Regions from separate parts of the Homo sapiens genome. Here region 1 is linked to region 2. A link is an interaction called in ENCODE POLR2A ChIA-PET data of the cell type or tissue named here. Cell type or tissue: PC-9. All regions are shown on one strand. Region 1 has its middle 7.5 kb from the start of DYNC1H1. Region 2 overlaps EXOC3L4 (exocyst complex component 3 like 4).

Evidence for each region. Peaks named below come from ENCODE experiments on the same cell type or tissue, not always from the same donor. Only the 100,000 strongest peaks of a DNase experiment are listed, where the experiment ranks them.
Region 1: POLR2A ChIA-PET joins it to region 2 with 10 read pairs; 2 of 35 experiments call an interaction of 5 or more read pairs at or near these places.

Annotation. Positions count from the first base shown.
Region 1 is chr14:101,953,071-101,961,070 of GRCh38, reverse strand. No RefSeq gene overlaps it. Among named protein-coding and RNA genes, the nearest start is that of DYNC1H1, 7.5 kb to the left of the region's middle. In PC-9, CTCF peaks have their summits at 694, 2,055, 6,908, 7,114 and 1 weaker place; no DNase peak of the experiment used is centred here.
Region 2 is chr14:103,097,053-103,105,052 of GRCh38, reverse strand. It overlaps EXOC3L4 (exocyst complex component 3 like 4), which reads right to left. Exons shown (of 12, transcript NM_001077594.2): 2 at 4,440-4,849; 3 at 2,281-2,935; 4 at 1,001-1,112; 5 at 664-786; 6 at 215-315; 7 at 1-61. The coding sequence starts at 4,833. Among named protein-coding and RNA genes, the nearest start is that of EXOC3L4, 6.3 kb to the right of the region's middle. RefSeq lists an enhancer at 1-495 and a silencer at 6,537-6,706. In PC-9, no CTCF peak of the experiment used is centred here; DNase peaks (open chromatin) are centred at 1,022, 1,302, 4,092, 4,472 and 1 weaker place; H3K4me3 peaks cover 2,493 bases; H3K27ac peaks cover 2,781 bases.

The sequences.
Region 1 (8,000 bases), 1.1 Mb after region 2:
AGTGAATCTTGTCTCTACCTGGGCAGACAATTCCCACCTGGCTCTCCTGACCCCTGGATTAACCCAGGCTGCCTGCAGACCCTCAAAACCTCTGACACCGCCCTGGCCCTTCCCTCTGGTAGTGTGTGGCCCCTTCTCTTACCAAAGGCTGTCGGTGTCCCCAGCCAGGACCACTACTCCCTGGGTGTGCTGCCTCCATCTCCTCTCAGGGTTATCACCTCTGAAATTCTCCCCTCGCTCCCAGATGTTCTCTCTCTCTCCTAGATTTTTTCCACCGATGTCTGAGCTATTCTATCCCTTCTTTAAAGGAAAAGAAGGAAGCCCTACCGTAGCCCACTGCCAGCACCTCTCCACTGCTTTGCTGCCCTTTCCAGCAAAACTCCTTGAGAATAAGCATATGTGGGCACTGCCTTTCCCACCCCATCCCCACATTCATGGGCAGGCACTCTTGGCAAGGTCACCAGTGACTTCCGCGTGGCCAAATCCAGTGACTAGTTCTCAGTCCTCATCTTGCTTGACCCGTGGACACACTGATGCAGCCGGCACTCCCTCCTTCTCTGAACACCACCTTCACCTGGCTTTTGGTGGCCGCACTCTCCAGATCCTCCTCGTCACCAAGGTTCCTTCTCAGTCTCCTCTGCTGGATCCTGCTCTTCGCGACCTCTGAAGGTTGGAGGGGCCCAAGGCTTGGCCCTCAGGCTGGTTTGTGTTCTATCAGCACGCCCTCTCCAGCGCCCTCTAGCCTTGGATTTTCTTTTTTCTTTCTTTCTTTTCTTTCTTTTTTTTTTTTTTGAGATGGAGTTTCGCTCTTGTTGCCCAGGCTGGAGTGCAATGGCTCGATCTCCGCTCATCGCAACCTCTGCCTCCCGAGTTCAAGCGATTCTCCTGCCTCAGCCTCCCAAGTAGCTGGAATTATAGGCATGTGCCACCACACGTGGCTAATTTTGTATTTTTAGTAGAAACGGGGTTTCTCCATGTTGGTCAGGCTGGTCTCGAGCTCCCGACCTCAGGTGATCCGCCCGCCTCAGTCTCCCAAAGTGCTGGGATAACAGGTGTGAGCCACCGCACCCGGCCCTTTTCTTTTTTTTTTTTTGAGACAGGATCTCACTCTGTCAACCTAGCTGGAGTGCAGTGGCACAATCGTGGCTCACTGCAGCCTCGACCTCCCTCCCAGCCTCAAATAATCCTCCCACCTCAGCCTCCTGAGTAGCTGGGACTACAGGCACATGCCACCACACCTAGGTAATTTTTGTTTGCTTGTTATTTTTTGTAGAGATGAGGTTTTGCCAAGTTTCTCAGTCTGGTCTCAAATTCCTGGGCTCAAGGAGCCTCCTGCCTCAGCCTCCCAGAGTTCTGGGATTACAGGCATGAGCCACTATCCCCACCCAAGCCTTCCTTGGATTTTCAATACAGCCATGCCTTGAATCCCAACCTTAGAAGGCGGTGTTCTGCTGTTGTTGGGTGGAATGTTCTAAGAAATGTCAATTAGGCCATGTTGGTTGACAGTGTTCAAGTGTTCTTATCTTTATTGGCTGAGCATGGTGGCTCATGCCAGTAGCCCCAGCACTTTGGGAGGCTGAGGCAGGAGGATTGCTTCAGACTAGGAGTTTGAGGTTGCAGTGAGTTATGATTGCACCACTGCACTCCAGTCTGGGTGACAGAGACCCTGTCTCTATTTTTTAAAAAAATACTAAAATAAATATTCATTTAGTACATTCTAACTTAAAACATTAGAAACGCTGAGAATTTTTTTTTTTTTTTTTTTGAGACAGGGCCTCACTCTGTCACCCAGGCTGGAGTGCAGTGGCACAATCTCGGCTCACTGCAACCTCCGCCTCCCAGGTTCAAGCGATTCTCCTGCCTCAGCCCCCTGAGTAGCTGGGATTACAGATGCATGCCACCATGCCTGGCTAATTTTTTTTTTTTTTTGTATTTTTAGTAGAGACGGGGTTTTGCCGTGTTGGCCAAGCTGGTCTCGAACTCCTGACCTCAAGTGATCTGCCTGCCTTGGCCTCCTAAAGTGCTGGGATTACAGGCAAGAGCCACCACGCCCGGCCTGGGCTGAGCATCTTCTTCCAGGCCCTGGTGAGTTGCCACGCTGCTTTCTAGTTGGAGTAGCTTCCAACATTTTATCCTTTGCACTTCCAGAGTTTCAAAATATCTCCCAGAGTTCCTTTCATGTGAGATTTTTTTGCTGGTATCACACCCCCTAGGATATCATCATCCTTCTCATCTCAACTGTTTCCTTATTTCTGTGGACAGGCTGCCCTCACTCAACCCCTCTAGCTGCACTGCTGGAGCCCCTCGTTGGTGGCAGCATCCATGTTCTCTCCTGCAACTGTTTCCTCTATGACCTCACTTATATTTGATTGGAATGTCCTCTCCAGGGCTATCACATTTTATTTCTTTATCACACATTCACCTCTGTGGGCCAGTGATGTAATTGACCATGGATCATGACGTGCTTCTGTCATTTATGATGCAGTGATTTGTGGACTGAAGAGCTGGCAGCAAAGCTTGTACTTTATTCAATTACTCACAGGTAATTTACGATGGTAACTGGTACTTGAACCGTGTGGCTGGGAAACTGGTGTTATTGAACTAAACCGTGGTAAGGAAATCTTGTCCATATAGATTGGACCCATGCAAAGCTGGAACTGCCTATATTGACTGATTTTCTCCCTCCATTTCACATTCTGCCTCCCCATTCGTGCAGGAGCCTAGCTTGGTCTGTGGTTCTAGGACTGAAAGCAGAAGGTGCCTATTGGTCTTTCAGGCTTTTTTTTTTTTTTTTTTTTTTTTTTTTCCCAAAAGTCCTAGCCCTTGAGAGTAAAAGGGCATATGGGGGAGAAAGGGGAAAGTTAGAATCTCCCATGTAGGCAAAGCATGCTGGGGAAGCAGGAGGTGACAGAGCCACAAGAAGACTCTCCAGGCTGGGGTGAGGAGAGGCAGGTGAGGGGGTCCTGCTGCCCACCGGCCCCTAGAGAGCAATGCTGGGGAAGTGGGAGCTGGCACCCAGGTGACAAGACCCCAGGCAGGCTGGCCAAAGAGGCCCTCCTACCCATTGAGGCCAGGAGAAGTGTGGGACCAGAGGGCCAGGGTAACCGGTGTGAGGCAAAGTAGCAAGCGTAAGAAGCCATGTGTGCTCAGTTCTGCTTGTCAATGTAATTTCACAAAGCCCTGCCTCTGTGACCACGTGTAGCTCTCTGGAAAGATGCTCTGAAGACAAAACAGGACAGAGCACACAGCCCACGTGTCTTGCTGGAGTCAATATGTTCCTTAAAAGATAAATGGCCGTAGCCTTGCCTTTTCCTGTACATAAGATAACATATGACGGGGTTAGTGCTGATTATAACCTGATGTGGTTATAAATCTACAATCTATAACCAGATGTACTCTCTCTCTTTTTTTTTTTTTTTTGAGATGGAGTCTCACTCTGTCACTCAGGCTGGAGTGCAGTGGCACAATCTCAGCTCACTGCAACTTTCACCTCCGGGTTCAAGCGATCCTCCTGCCTCAGCCTCCCGAGTAGCTAGGACTATAGGCATGAGCCACCACACCCAGCTAATTTTTGTATTTTTTTTTTAGACGGAGTTTCGCTCTTTTGCCCAGGCTAGAGTGCAGTGGTGCGATCTCAGCTCACTGCTGCCTCCACCTTCTGGGTTTCAAGTGATTCTCCTGCCTCAGCCTCCCAAGTAGCTGGGATTACAGGCACCCGCCACCACTCCCGGCTAACTTTTATATTTTTAGTGGAGACGGGGTTTTACCATGTTGGCCAGGCTGGTCTCAAACTCCTGACCTTATGATCTGCCTACCTCGGCCTCCCAAAGTGCTGGGATTACAGGCGTGAGCCACAGCGCCCAGCCTACTTTTTGTATGTTTAGTAGAGACAGGGTTTCACCATGTTGGCCAGGCTGGTCTCAAACTCCTGACCTTGTGATCTGCCCACCTCAACCTCTCAAAGTGCTGGGATTACAGGCATGAGCCACCATGCCTGGCCTACAACCAGATGTACTCTTGTACCCAGACTTTGATGTGATTTTGCATGCACTAAACCTCCACTACCTGGATATAAGCGATCTGAAATGCTGTTCTGGAGCACTCTGACAGTACCTCTCTCAAAGACTTCTGGCCTGTATTCTTCAGCCTCCAGGCTTCAGTAAGGCTTCTGAATAAAATTAAATTTGCTTAAATGCTTGGGCAGGGACCAGGCACGGTGGCTCATGCCTGTAATCCTAGCACTTAGGGAGGCTGAGGAGGGAAGGTCCCTTGAGACCAGGAGCTGGAGACCAGCCGGAGCAACAAAGTGAAACCCCATCTCTACGAAAAATAAGCTGGGCATGGTGGTATGGGCCTGTGGTCCCAGCCACTTGGGAGGCTGAGCTGGGAGGATCGCTTGGGCACCGGGAGGTCGAGGCTGCAGTGAACCCTGATCACACCACACCAGCCCAGGCGACAGAGTGAGACGCTGTCTCAAAAAAAGAAAGACAAAAAAAAGTCTTGATGCTTTTCTTGCGTCGATACTGGTGTGACAGATGACAGATGACCTGGGCCAGCACGTTCTCCCCGGACAGAGCATGTCCCTGCTGCGCTTTAGCTGACTCAGGAAGGGGTAGAACCCTGAAACTGAATCCTGGGATGTGCTGGCCGTGGAATTGCGGAGTCGTGGAATGGGAGCCTGGTCAGACACTAGGCTGTTGCATACACTGGAGAGGGGGGACTTGTGGGCACGCCCCACTGCTGGAGGGAGAGGCCTGCGTCTCCGGCTGCGTCCTCACCACGCGCCGGGGGCTTCTAACGGCTTCCTCCAGCATCCCCAGATCCACCAGATGGATTAACTCTGCAATGCGAAGGTCAGGAACAGGTTTGGAAAGGGCAGTAGCTTGCTGAAGTCTCAGAGATAACAGGAGGCGGAGGAGGGGTTCAAACCCGGAGGCCGACCGTGTCTAGAGCCTTTGAGCCACCAAGGGGCATGGGCCGGGTCCTCTCCTTCCATTTTCCCCGTGCCGAAGGGCTGGGAATCCTAAAACATTCCCTCCCTCTCTCCCAAACGTCGATGAGCAGCTCTCTGGGCGGCAGCGTCCAGTGCAGAAAGCCGGTTGCCAAGGGCCCGCCCGGGACGCCCGCGCAGCAGCAGCGGGGCCAGCGCATCCGGACGCTTTCAGGTCCCCACCAGCGCACAGCGCCCGCAGCTGCCCGCTGTCCTGGCACGTGGGGCTGGGCCCGGCTCCGAGCGGGCGCTGGCAGATATTAACGTAGCTGTTTCCTTTAATTCCATGAGACCTTTCCTCCCAGGACTGCTGGAGAGGCAGCAGCAGAATCTCCTCCATCCGCCTCGCCAGCTGGGCACGCAGGAAGGCCTGGAACCACCTAGAGCAAGCTTGTCTAACTCGCGGCTCGCATGCGGCCCAACACAAATTGTAAACTTTCTTAAAGCTTTTATTTAATTTTATTTTTTGTGATTTTGTGTTTCCCCGCTCATTAGCTGTCTTTAGTGTATTTTATGTGCCCCAAGACGATTCTTATTCTTCCCACGTGGCCCAGGGAGGCCAAAAGACTGGACACCCTAGAATGACCTAGGTCACTCGCCTAGAACAACCTAGAACAACCGTCAGGTCCGGCCAAGTCTTGGTCTTGTTGCTTAGACTGGAGTGCAGTGGCGCAATCTTGGCTCACTACAACCCCCTCGGCTTCAAGCAATTCTCCTGCCTCAGCCTCCTGAGTAGCTGGAATTACAGGCACCTGCCACCACGCCCAGCTAATTTTTGTATTTTTAGTAGAGACGGGGTTTCACTGTGTTGCCCAAGCTGGTCTCGAACTCCTGACCTCAGGTAATCTGCCCACTTTGGCCTCCCAAAGTGCTGGGATTACAGGCGTGAGCCACCACACCCAGCCTCACTTTGAAGAAAGAACTCCCCACTTTACTCCAAAGGACATGCACATTTCACAGGCAACCCAAAGTTCCCAGAGGCTTGCCCATGTCTGCAAGACTGGGACTTTGCTGGGCCTCAGGACGTGGTCCCTTCTCACCGTGGCAGTGGGGGGACATGTCGACATTTTTATTGACAAAACAAAACCCTATTTCACCCTTAAAGGTGATGGAACATAAAAGGATTTATCAGAAAATAGTGTTACTCTTTCCCTTATCACTGCAGAATCCACTAGTGCTGCCAGACAGCCTTATTGTAACTGTTATTTCTCTCTCTCTCTCTCTCTCTCGTATTTGAGACAAGGTCTCTTTCTGTCATCCAGGCTGGAGTGCAGTGGCATTATCATAGCTCACTGCAGCCTTGATCTCCTACCTCAGTCCCCCATCACCACCCAGTAGCTGGGACCACAGGTATGTGCCACCACGGCCAGCTAATTTTTACGTATTTTTTGTAGAGACAGGATTTTGCCAAGTTGCCCCCGCTGGTCTTGAACTCCTGGACTCAAGCGATCCTCCTGCCTCAGCCTCCCCAAATGCTAGGATTACACACGTGAGCCACTGTGCCCAGCCTGTAACTACTTTTTGTGTATATTAAAACTCTTTAGCATTTATTTTCTAAGTAGAGTGAGTAGGGGGCTGTGGATCAGCCACTGACCTCTCTACACTTGACTTCCATTCCTCGAGCATGAGGGGAAGACATGGCGAGACCATGTTTAGAAGCACTGCTCAGGCTGGGTGCGGTGGCTCACGCCTGTAATCCCAGCACTTTGGGAGGCCGAGGCCGGTAGATGGCTTGAGTCCAGGAGTTCAAGACCAGCCTGGACAACTTGGCAAAATCCTGTCTCTACAAAAAGTACGTAAAAATTCGCTGGCCGTGGTAGCACATACCTGTGGTCCCAACTACTGGGTGGTGATGGGGGACTGAGGTGGGAGGATTGCTTGAGCCTGGGAGGTGGGGGTTGCAGTGAGCTGAGATTGTGCCACTGCACTGCAGCTTGGGTGACAGAGTGAGACCCTATCTCAAAAAGAAATTAAAAAAAAAAAAAGGAGCACTGCTCAGACAGCCTGTGAATACCAACTTGGAGACCTGAGGCCTGTTGATGGATCTTGCAATGAAAATGGGCTGCTGGGGCCAAAGAGATTTGGGAATCACTGAGTTAGACAAAGCTGAAGGGGTGTCATCACTGCAGCTCCTTTCAAATCCTCTAGGAGGCCCTTCCCAAACTTACTTGGCTGTGAGACTATTTTTCTTATTTATTTATTTATTTATTTATTTATTTACGAGGCAGGGTCTCACTCTTGCCACCCAGGCTGGAGTGCAGTGGTGTGATCACAGCTCACTGCAGCCTTGACTTCTCAGGCTCAGGTGATCCTCCCACCTCAGCCTCCCAAGTAACTGGGACTGCAGGTGCACACAACTGTGCCCAGCTATGAAACTATTTTTCAGTGGAGCATCTGTGGGGCTAGAGATCTATAGGTGACGTCAGCCTGGAGAACGCTATTGTAGAACATAGTATGTGTTTAATAAACACCGGTCATTATTGTAATCTTTTTAAAGAAGGCAAACAGCCCTTCCTCTTGCTAGTCCTCATCTGGACCAGAGGGCTTATTCCACAGGCACCTGGCAGTCTCCCTCTCGGGCTTGGTGAAGGACACCTCTCTCCTGTTATCGAGGTGGCTTTGGAGGAGTTTGGGAGGCTTTGCTGGCACTGACGTGGGTGGTGAGAAAGAGCTCTGGTTCTGGAGGGATCCTGGTGCTGCCACTCCCAGCTGCATGACCTTGGATGAGTCCGTTAACTACCCTGTGCTATGTTCCCATGAGCGTACCTGCCCCTGGGGCTGTGTGAAGAACAGATGGGACCATGTGGTACAGCTGCTAGCACAGTGAGCAGTCAATCACGGCTGTTGTTGCTATCACCATTGTCATTAGCAGTAGCAATGATGGTGGTGCTCTAGCCCCATCGGCACCGATCCCTGACCCCCATTCTGGGGGTAAGCCTTACTTGAGGAATGTAAAAGGCTTAAAAGGGACAGACTTAAAAAAAAAAATAGTTTCCTTTACTGAAAAGCA
Region 2 (8,000 bases):
GATGTAGGCGCCCAGGTGCGGCTCGCTCACCGCCTCCGACGCCAGAAAAGCCTTTTCAAACCTGGGGCGGGATACACAGAGCCTTTGGGGACCCTCCCTAGCTGCGCGATGACCCTGGGTCCACCCTCCCAATCAGGTCCCTACGCAGACTCCTCCCTCCCACCTGCAGAGCGCACCCGGCCAGGTCGCTCCCCTACTGAGGATGCGTCCGCACCTGGGCACGAAGAGGCCGAGCGCCCGCGTGCAGATTCGCAGGGTGGTGGCCTCCAGCTCCGCGGAGATGGCGCCGGCCGCCTTCACGTGCTCGGCCACGAGCTGCGAGCGAAGCCCCGCACTGAGCGTGCCTCCCAGCCCCCGACCTGAGGCCGCGGGTCCCCTGGTAGCCCCCGCTGCGCCTCCAGCCCGCCCCGCTGTGCCTGTCAGTCTTGGCCCCTCCAGCTTTCAGCCGCCCAACTGGAGAGTCAACTCCCGCAAACTCCCATCCAGCAGCCTCCCTGCCCGTCGGCGCGCCGGGGGTCCCCGATTTCCCCCCGCGTGGGGCCTCAGGCTCCCATCTAACGGAAGGGTTGGTTGGGACTGGATAGGAATTCGTTCTGGAAATCGCCACCGTGTGCGTGAGGCTTGAACAGACGCCCCTTCTCAGCCCCTGCTCCCGGGCCGCACCATATGGACGTCCATGGACAGCGGCGCCTGGTAGAGGCCCTGCAGCACCTCGGGGACCTCGGCGGCCGCCCAGTGACTCTGCTCCAGCTGCAAGATGCTGTCGAAGCAGCTTGCGATCTTGGCCTGGGGGGAGAAGGGATGGGCCGTGGTGAGACCCTCCCAGACCCCGTCCCGCGCCGTCCGGGATGAGGGCCGCCCTGTCGGGTCACAAGCCCGCGCCGGGGGCCACAGGGTGAACCAGAGCCAGCTCTGGCCGCCGATAGCCTGGGCGCCGCACATCCCCCCAGGGCCCGCCCCCTCCAGCCTGGCCCGCCCAGCCTGACCCGCCCGGCCTGACCTCCAGGAAGCTGGTGTAGTCGCTCTCCAGTCGGGCCCACACGTCCGGCGCCAGGAGCGGAGGCAGCGGCTCGGCGGGCAGCGCCAGCCCCGGGGCGCCCAGGAAGTCAGGACTGGAAGACAGGGCAGGGGGCTGGGGGCGGGAGCGGCTCTGATGCGGCAGCCGCTGCCCCTCTTCTGGCCAGGCTCAAAGTCTAACGCCAATCCCGAACCTGGGCATCTGTACACACACACACACACACACACACACACACACGCGCGCGCGCCTCTAGGCTGCCATGCCACACCCCCTCCCGGGAAGCCTCTGACAGCTGGGTTCCTGCCTTCCTGCAGAACGCTGAAGGACGGCTACCCAGATGGCACTCCGCCCTCTCCTCAAACACAGCTCAGGAATCGGCCACCCTCCAACCCGCAGCACGGAGGCCCACAGCAGGGCGGACACGGGTCTGACCCCACACAATTTAAGGAGCAATTTAAGGAGTGCGGGACTTCAGGCAACCTCCCCCACCTCCGTGGGCGCTCCTGCCGGTGGGGCTGGGAACCGCTCCGCGGGGAAGGCAATCCATCCTCATCCCAGGCAGAGAGCGGGAGGTGGCCGCTCCCCGCAGGCTGTACCCTGAACCCAGATGCCCGTCTGGCCTAACGGGGTGCCCTTTTCTTTTTTCTTTTCTTTCTTTCTTTCTTTTTTTTTTTTTTTTTGAGACAGAGTCTTGCTCTGTCGCCCATGCTGGAGTGCAATAGCGCGACCTCGGCTCACTGCAACCTCCGCCTCCCGGGTTCAAGCGATTCTCCTACCTCAGCCTCCGGAATAGCTGAGATTACAGGTGCGTGCCACCATGCCCGGCTAATTTTTGTAGAGACGGGGTTTCACCGTGTTGGCCAGGCTGATTTCGAACTCCTGACCTCAGGTGATCGGCCGCCTCAGCCTCCCAAAATGCTGGGATTACAGGCGTGAGCCATGGCGCCTGGCCAAGATGTGCCCTTTTCTGATGCGCCCAAAGGCACCTGGTGGAACCAGCACAGGCCCTGCTCCCATGGGAACCTCCCCGCGGAAACTTTTCAAATTCTGGAACTGTGTATGGGTGACCCCTAGAAAACCTGGGGCGGGAGCGCCCCACGGCCTAACCCGCCGAGGAAAGCATGTCGAAGCCCTCGGCTCTCAGCCCTCTCCCAGGGAGGGAACAGAGAAGAAAGGTCCGGTGCTCCTCAAAGCCGGCTCCCCAAGGCCTGCGGAGGAAGCGGCAGCTGTCCTCGCCACTGGGCGCCCTGGCCGAGACTCACCTGCCGTAGACGTTGGCGGCCCAGTCCAGCAGGATATAGAGCTGCTCGCAGCCGCGGGCGTCGCGCGCGAGCTCCTGGAGGCGCTGGGCCACGGCGCTGTGGAAGGCACGCAGATAGACCTCCCACGCTGGGAAGCCGGCCGCCGCATACGCGGGCTGCACCTCCTGCCGCACCTTCTGCAGGTCGCGGCGAACCAAGCCACCCAGCTCGGCCAGAAGCTGGGCCAAACCCGACGCGCCCTCCGCCTCCCCGAAGGCCCACCCCGCGCCCGGCCGCCGCACGCGCTCCTGAGCGCTTCGCCGCACCGCCTCCTCCCAGTGCTGGCGCCAGCGGCGCGGCGTGCGCAGGAAGTCGCCGTCGTCGGGGGGAGAAGGGTGGGCTTCCTCCTCCGCGCTCACCACGCGGGCCAGCTCGGCCAGCGCGGCCGCGTCCACACCGTCGCTGTCCAGCGTCTCGCGCACGATGGCGCCGATCTCGGCTGCCAGCCCGTCGTAAAGCAGGCACACGTCCATAGCGCGCCGCGCGAAGGCCGTAGGGTCCTGCTCAAAGGTGCGCGAGGCCTTCTCGGCCACCAGCAGCGTCTCCAGGCGCAGAAGCTGTTCGAAGGCCGCCAGCAGTTGCCGTTCAGTAATGAGGTCGGCCACGGATTTGCCTTCTGCACAGGCGGGCGAGAAGGGCGGTGAGAGGGACCGCCCCAAGACCCGAACCTGGACGAAGACCTGCAGGCCACGGCTCAATCCATCGGGGCTGGATTGTCTGTCCTCTGCCAGATGCCCCAGCACAGCTGAAGGCCTGCTCCAGGAACAACAGGCCCCAGCTGCCAGGAGCCCTCCCTTAGAGTCACCTTTGAAGAGGCAGAACCTGGGGCCCCAAGCCTGGCTGAACAGAGCAATTTGGGTCAACCCCTACCTTCCGCCTGGATCCCACACCCACCTTCCACTCCCGGCTGAGCCGGACCTGATAGCCTCATGCTCAGCCCTGATTGCAGGTCTAATAGGGTCGGAGCTCAGGCAGGGCGTGTCCTGCCCGTGTCCAGCTTTACATTCCTGCTGCTCCCCACTCTCCGCCAGCCTCCACCCGACAAGAGCTCTCCACCTCCATGTCCCCCTCTTCCCACCCCAGTGTATCCTCCTCTGGGCAATCCCCCTGACCTCCCCTCCTGGTACCTCTGCGAGCCTTGCACCCTCTGCAACCCTGTGATCAGCTGTGTGCATGGCCCTAGTTTGACCAGGAGCCAGGCTGTGAAAGGCCATGGAGAGGTGGGGATCTAGGGCCATGCATATCTGGGTTCAGGTCCCATTCTCCACGCTGTGAGACTTGAGGCAAGTCACTCCACCTCTCTGAGCCTCACTTTTCTTATCTGCCCAATGGGGGGGCTCCCATTGCAGAGATGCTGCAAGAATTTAAAGTGCAATTGTCCAGCTGGGCATGGTGGCTCACGCCTGTAATCCCAGCACTTCAGGAAGCCAAGGCAGGAGGATTGGGTGAGCTCAGGAGTTTGAGACCAGCCTGGGCAACATAGCAAGACCATATCTCTACAAAAAAATAAAAACAAATTTAAAAAATTAGGCCAGGCACAGTGGTTCACGCCTGTAATCCCAGCACTTTGGGAGGCTGAGGGGGCGGATCGCGAGGTCAGGAGCTCAAGACCAGGCTGGCCAATATGGTGAAACCCCGTCTTACTAAAAATGCAAAAAAAAAAATTAACCAGGTGTGTTGGCACGCACCTGTAGTCCTAGTGACTTGGGGGCCTGAGGCAGAAGAATCACTTGAACCTGGGAGGTGGAGGTTGCAGTGAGCCAAGATTGCGTCACTGCACTCCAGCCTGGGTGATAGAGTGAGAGTCAGTGTCAAAAAAAAAAAAAAAAAATTAGCCGGGTGCAGTGGCTTACACCTGTAGTCCCAGCTACTCAGAAAGTTGAGGTGGGAGGATCGCTTGAGCCCAGGAGGCCAAGGTCGCAGTGAGCTGTGATTGCACCACTGCATGCCAGCCTGGGTGACAGAGTGGAGACCCTGTCTCAAATAAATAAAGAATTGCACATGTTCGGGGGCAGGGTTTGGGGAGCTAGGGAGGACAGCCTTTCCGGAAACCTCAGCTGAGCTGCCCTGACCTCTGGCCCGTTTCCTTTCATGCTTCGTGTTGTTTCTGAGGCCCTTACCTGCCTCGGGTTTCAGTTCCTCAGACGCTGCCCCAGTGGATGCCTGCTGGCTGACACCATTCATGACCCCCGAGGGCACCTCAGGAGTGGCCTGGGAATGGCCGGTAGCTGGGCCGTCATTCAGGGCTTGCCGGAAGGACCGGAACAGGGAGCAGGAGCTTCGCCGGAACAGGCCCGTATCTTCCTTGGAGACCTGGGTCAAAGCCCGCTGGCTGGCCCGGGAGAAGGCCTGCCTCAGGGAGCCCAGGCCCAGCCTTGTGCCATCCTTGCGGTGGGCATTGGGCTCTTTCCTGCTGCTTGTTCGCCGGGAGCCCTGAGCTGGAGTCTGTGGCTCCTCAGCCTCCTTGGGACTCTGCAGCTCCGGCCCAGGAGTGTCTGTCTGTGGTGATGGCATCTTGGCAGCAGGAGAGCTGGGGGCAAGAAGGAGTGGCCATAGGAGCAGATGCAGAAACCTGTTGTGGCCCTGTGGGGCCTGGCCACACCCAGGGGCTTGGTCAAGGAAGGCTCTCCAGAGGAGGCAGCCCTCAGGCTGTCAAAAGGAAGCATCACCAGGCCACTCTCTTGGCGAGAGCCCTCAGTGTGCCAGGCCGCAGCTGGGCACGGAGATATAGACAGCTGCTTCCATCAGGAGCCTTTCCTGAGACCATCCCCCAAAAAGGGTCTCCGCAGGTGCCCACCGTCACTCGGCCTCTGCCAGGCCAGACCCTCCCATTAGAATTGGAGGAGGGCACTGACATGCAGTTCTGGGGCCCAGTCCAGACCACAGCTCACAACACCCGAGGGCAGGACCAGCAGCCACATCTAGGCCTTCCCAGATGTTAGGTCCTGAGGCCTAAAACCCTCCCCCCAGCCCCCACCAGCTCCTTCACTGCCCTCCAGGTCCCTCAGCTCACCCGCCTTCAGCCCAAAAGGCCTGACTACTTTGGCTCAACGGGGAGGGCAGGGACCCCCATGGGAGCCCACCCCCTTCCCTGGGTGTCACAGAGCCCGCCGAGGAGGTGTGGGGCCTGAGGGCAGTGGCCAAGGCCACCCTGCGGCTTATCATGGCCATGCAGCCACAGGGGCGGCAGAAGGAGGAGCCTCGGGTCTATATTTAACCAGGGACTGGGGGGGTTCTCAATGCTGTTTCCCACCCATTGCCTCTCCTCCTCCCCCCACTCCTCTCCCTCTCCACCATAGCATGCTCTGGCCCCTCCCCAACACAGGGAATGGAGGGGGTGTCCCAGGGACATGGGGGTGGCTGAGCTGCGGCTGCTCCTGCTCCCCCAGGGCCCTCGGCACCGTGGCCTGCCAGGCTCCACCCACACCCCCTTCCAGCGTTAGGAGCTGTGTTTGCTTTCCTGGCTTTAGGTTGGGAGAGGGGAGGGGCCTCCCACCCACCCCATTGCACAAGCTGGGCCATGGGTGGGGGAGGGCATTAGGCCAGCAAAACCTCACTTTCCTCTGGGAGAAACTGGGGCCAAAGAAGGGCTGGACCTGCCCCTAGCCCAGCCCCAGGGCCCCCCACCCAGGTGCCAGGACCAAAGCACCCGCCTGACCCACCACCCAACCCTTGGGTGACATCGGGCAGGAAGTGTGCCTCCCCAGGCCCCAGTTTGCTGCGGTGGAATGACACCAAAGTGGGCAGGGCCCAGACCCCCACCCACCCTCGCCCTCCAGCAAGGTGCCTGCTGGGCCCAGCTGCAGCCTACCTACCTTCCTTGAGGTTCCCAGAGGCGGCTAAGCAGCTGGATGGAGGCCCGAGGAAGGAGAGACAGTCAAGTGATTGATGGAGCTTTATCAGCCCCGCCCTGGCCACAGGTCGGCGACTTCCCCCAGCGCCAGGGTTCAGGGACCCTGCCTGATTCGGACTTGACCCACACTTCAGGGCACCATCTGTCCCAGCCTCCACTCGCTTCTCTCTCCCCGGTGCCCCTTCATGCTTGGCATGGGGGCCGGCGCCCAGCAGGGCAGGGGTGTTGTGAAGAGAACGGTTCAGCACATGCTGCATCCACCGCTGTCAAGAGGACGGAGGCGGGGATGTGGGGAAGGACAAGCCAGGCCCCGCCTTCTTGTTTGGGAGAACTCACACTTAGTAAGCACCTACTGTGTGCCCAGCTCGATGCCTGACACAGATCAGCTACTGTGACATCAAAGTTAGGGGTTGTCATTTGCCCATTTCACAGATGAGGAACCTGAGGCTCACAGAGGGACAGAGTCTGCCCCTGGCCGCGCACTCAGGCTGGGGAGCCTGCTTGGAGCTGGGAGCAGAGGCGGGACCTGCCACGTCTCCACCCCCAGGGACTCAGAACTGCCGCCCAGAAGCTCCCCTCCCGGCGGAGAGACCCAAGGTGTCAGCAGGTCCCAGAGTGGGGTCAGATGTGGAGGTTCTCTCCCAGGAAGCCCAGACGAGCGCCGGGTAAGGAGGGGCAGCTGTGCGGTGAATCTCTTAGGAGGTTACATAGGCAGAGGCTTGGGGGTCACTCAGCCTGCTTTTGTCCCAAACCAGAACTTCGCTGAAGGGCCAGTGAGGTCCCCAGATGGCCCCTCAGCCTCCAGCCATGCCACCTTCGACCCTGCAGCTCCCAACAGCTTCCCAAGCTATTCTCGACCTTCCCAAAGCAAAAGTCCAGCCAGGTCACTCCCCTGCTTTAAGCCCTTCCATGGTTCCCTCCTGCCCGAGCCCCACAGCCGGGCATCCATCCTGGAACCTCCTTCCTCCACCCCCCACCTCCCGCTGATGACACCTCACCAGCTTCCCCTGGGGTTCACGGACAACCTGCACCCCACCCAGCTTCTTCTCTGTCCTCCCGGCTGCACGCCCAGCCTCCAGCTTCCCCTCCGGCCATTCCCTTTCCTGGCCCCTGTTTGTTCTCCAAACCTGACTTGGGTTTCAGGACCTCGGGGTTCAGATGCCTTGCACCACCGGCCGTCACCATCTATCTGCTCAGTGGGTACTCGGCACTGTCCCTGTGATGATGTGGCCCTCCTGCACTGGGCTGGCAGCCTCTGTCCATCTACCCCGGTCACCCCTGAGCACAGCCTGGAAGCAGGCGGAACATCGGTATCAGGGTCGCCCTGCCACCCCCGGCTGGCCTGCCTGCTGCCATGCTGGCGCCTGCGGGGCTGAGACCTGAAGGCCCCTCTCAACTCCCCCCTCCACCTCCCAAGGCTCTCGCCTGGCCTGTCCCTGTGCCTGCCTCCCCACACCCCCATGGACTCTCTCTGGCTCTCTTTTCTCTCTGCGTCTCTCTGTCCCCAGTGCCCGGAGAGTCCAGGGGGCCCCGGCTCCTATGCTGCCGCTCCCTGATTGCAAGGCCCCAGAGACTGACGCCCGGCCTGAGCCCCGGGTCCCACTCTCCCCAGGTCAGGCTAATACACCCTTTGTGGGGCCAGCAGCAGGGGCAAGAAACCACCCAGAGACACAGTCACTGAGAGCTCCCACCCTGGGCCACCCTAGCTGTGTCCGAGAAGTCAAGTCCGAACTTCCCCACCCTCCCTACCCCCAGCCTCAGCTTCTACTCCCCGCTTTCCCCTAGACCTTCCCTCCCGTAGCTGCTCCTCATCCTCCCAATCACTCTG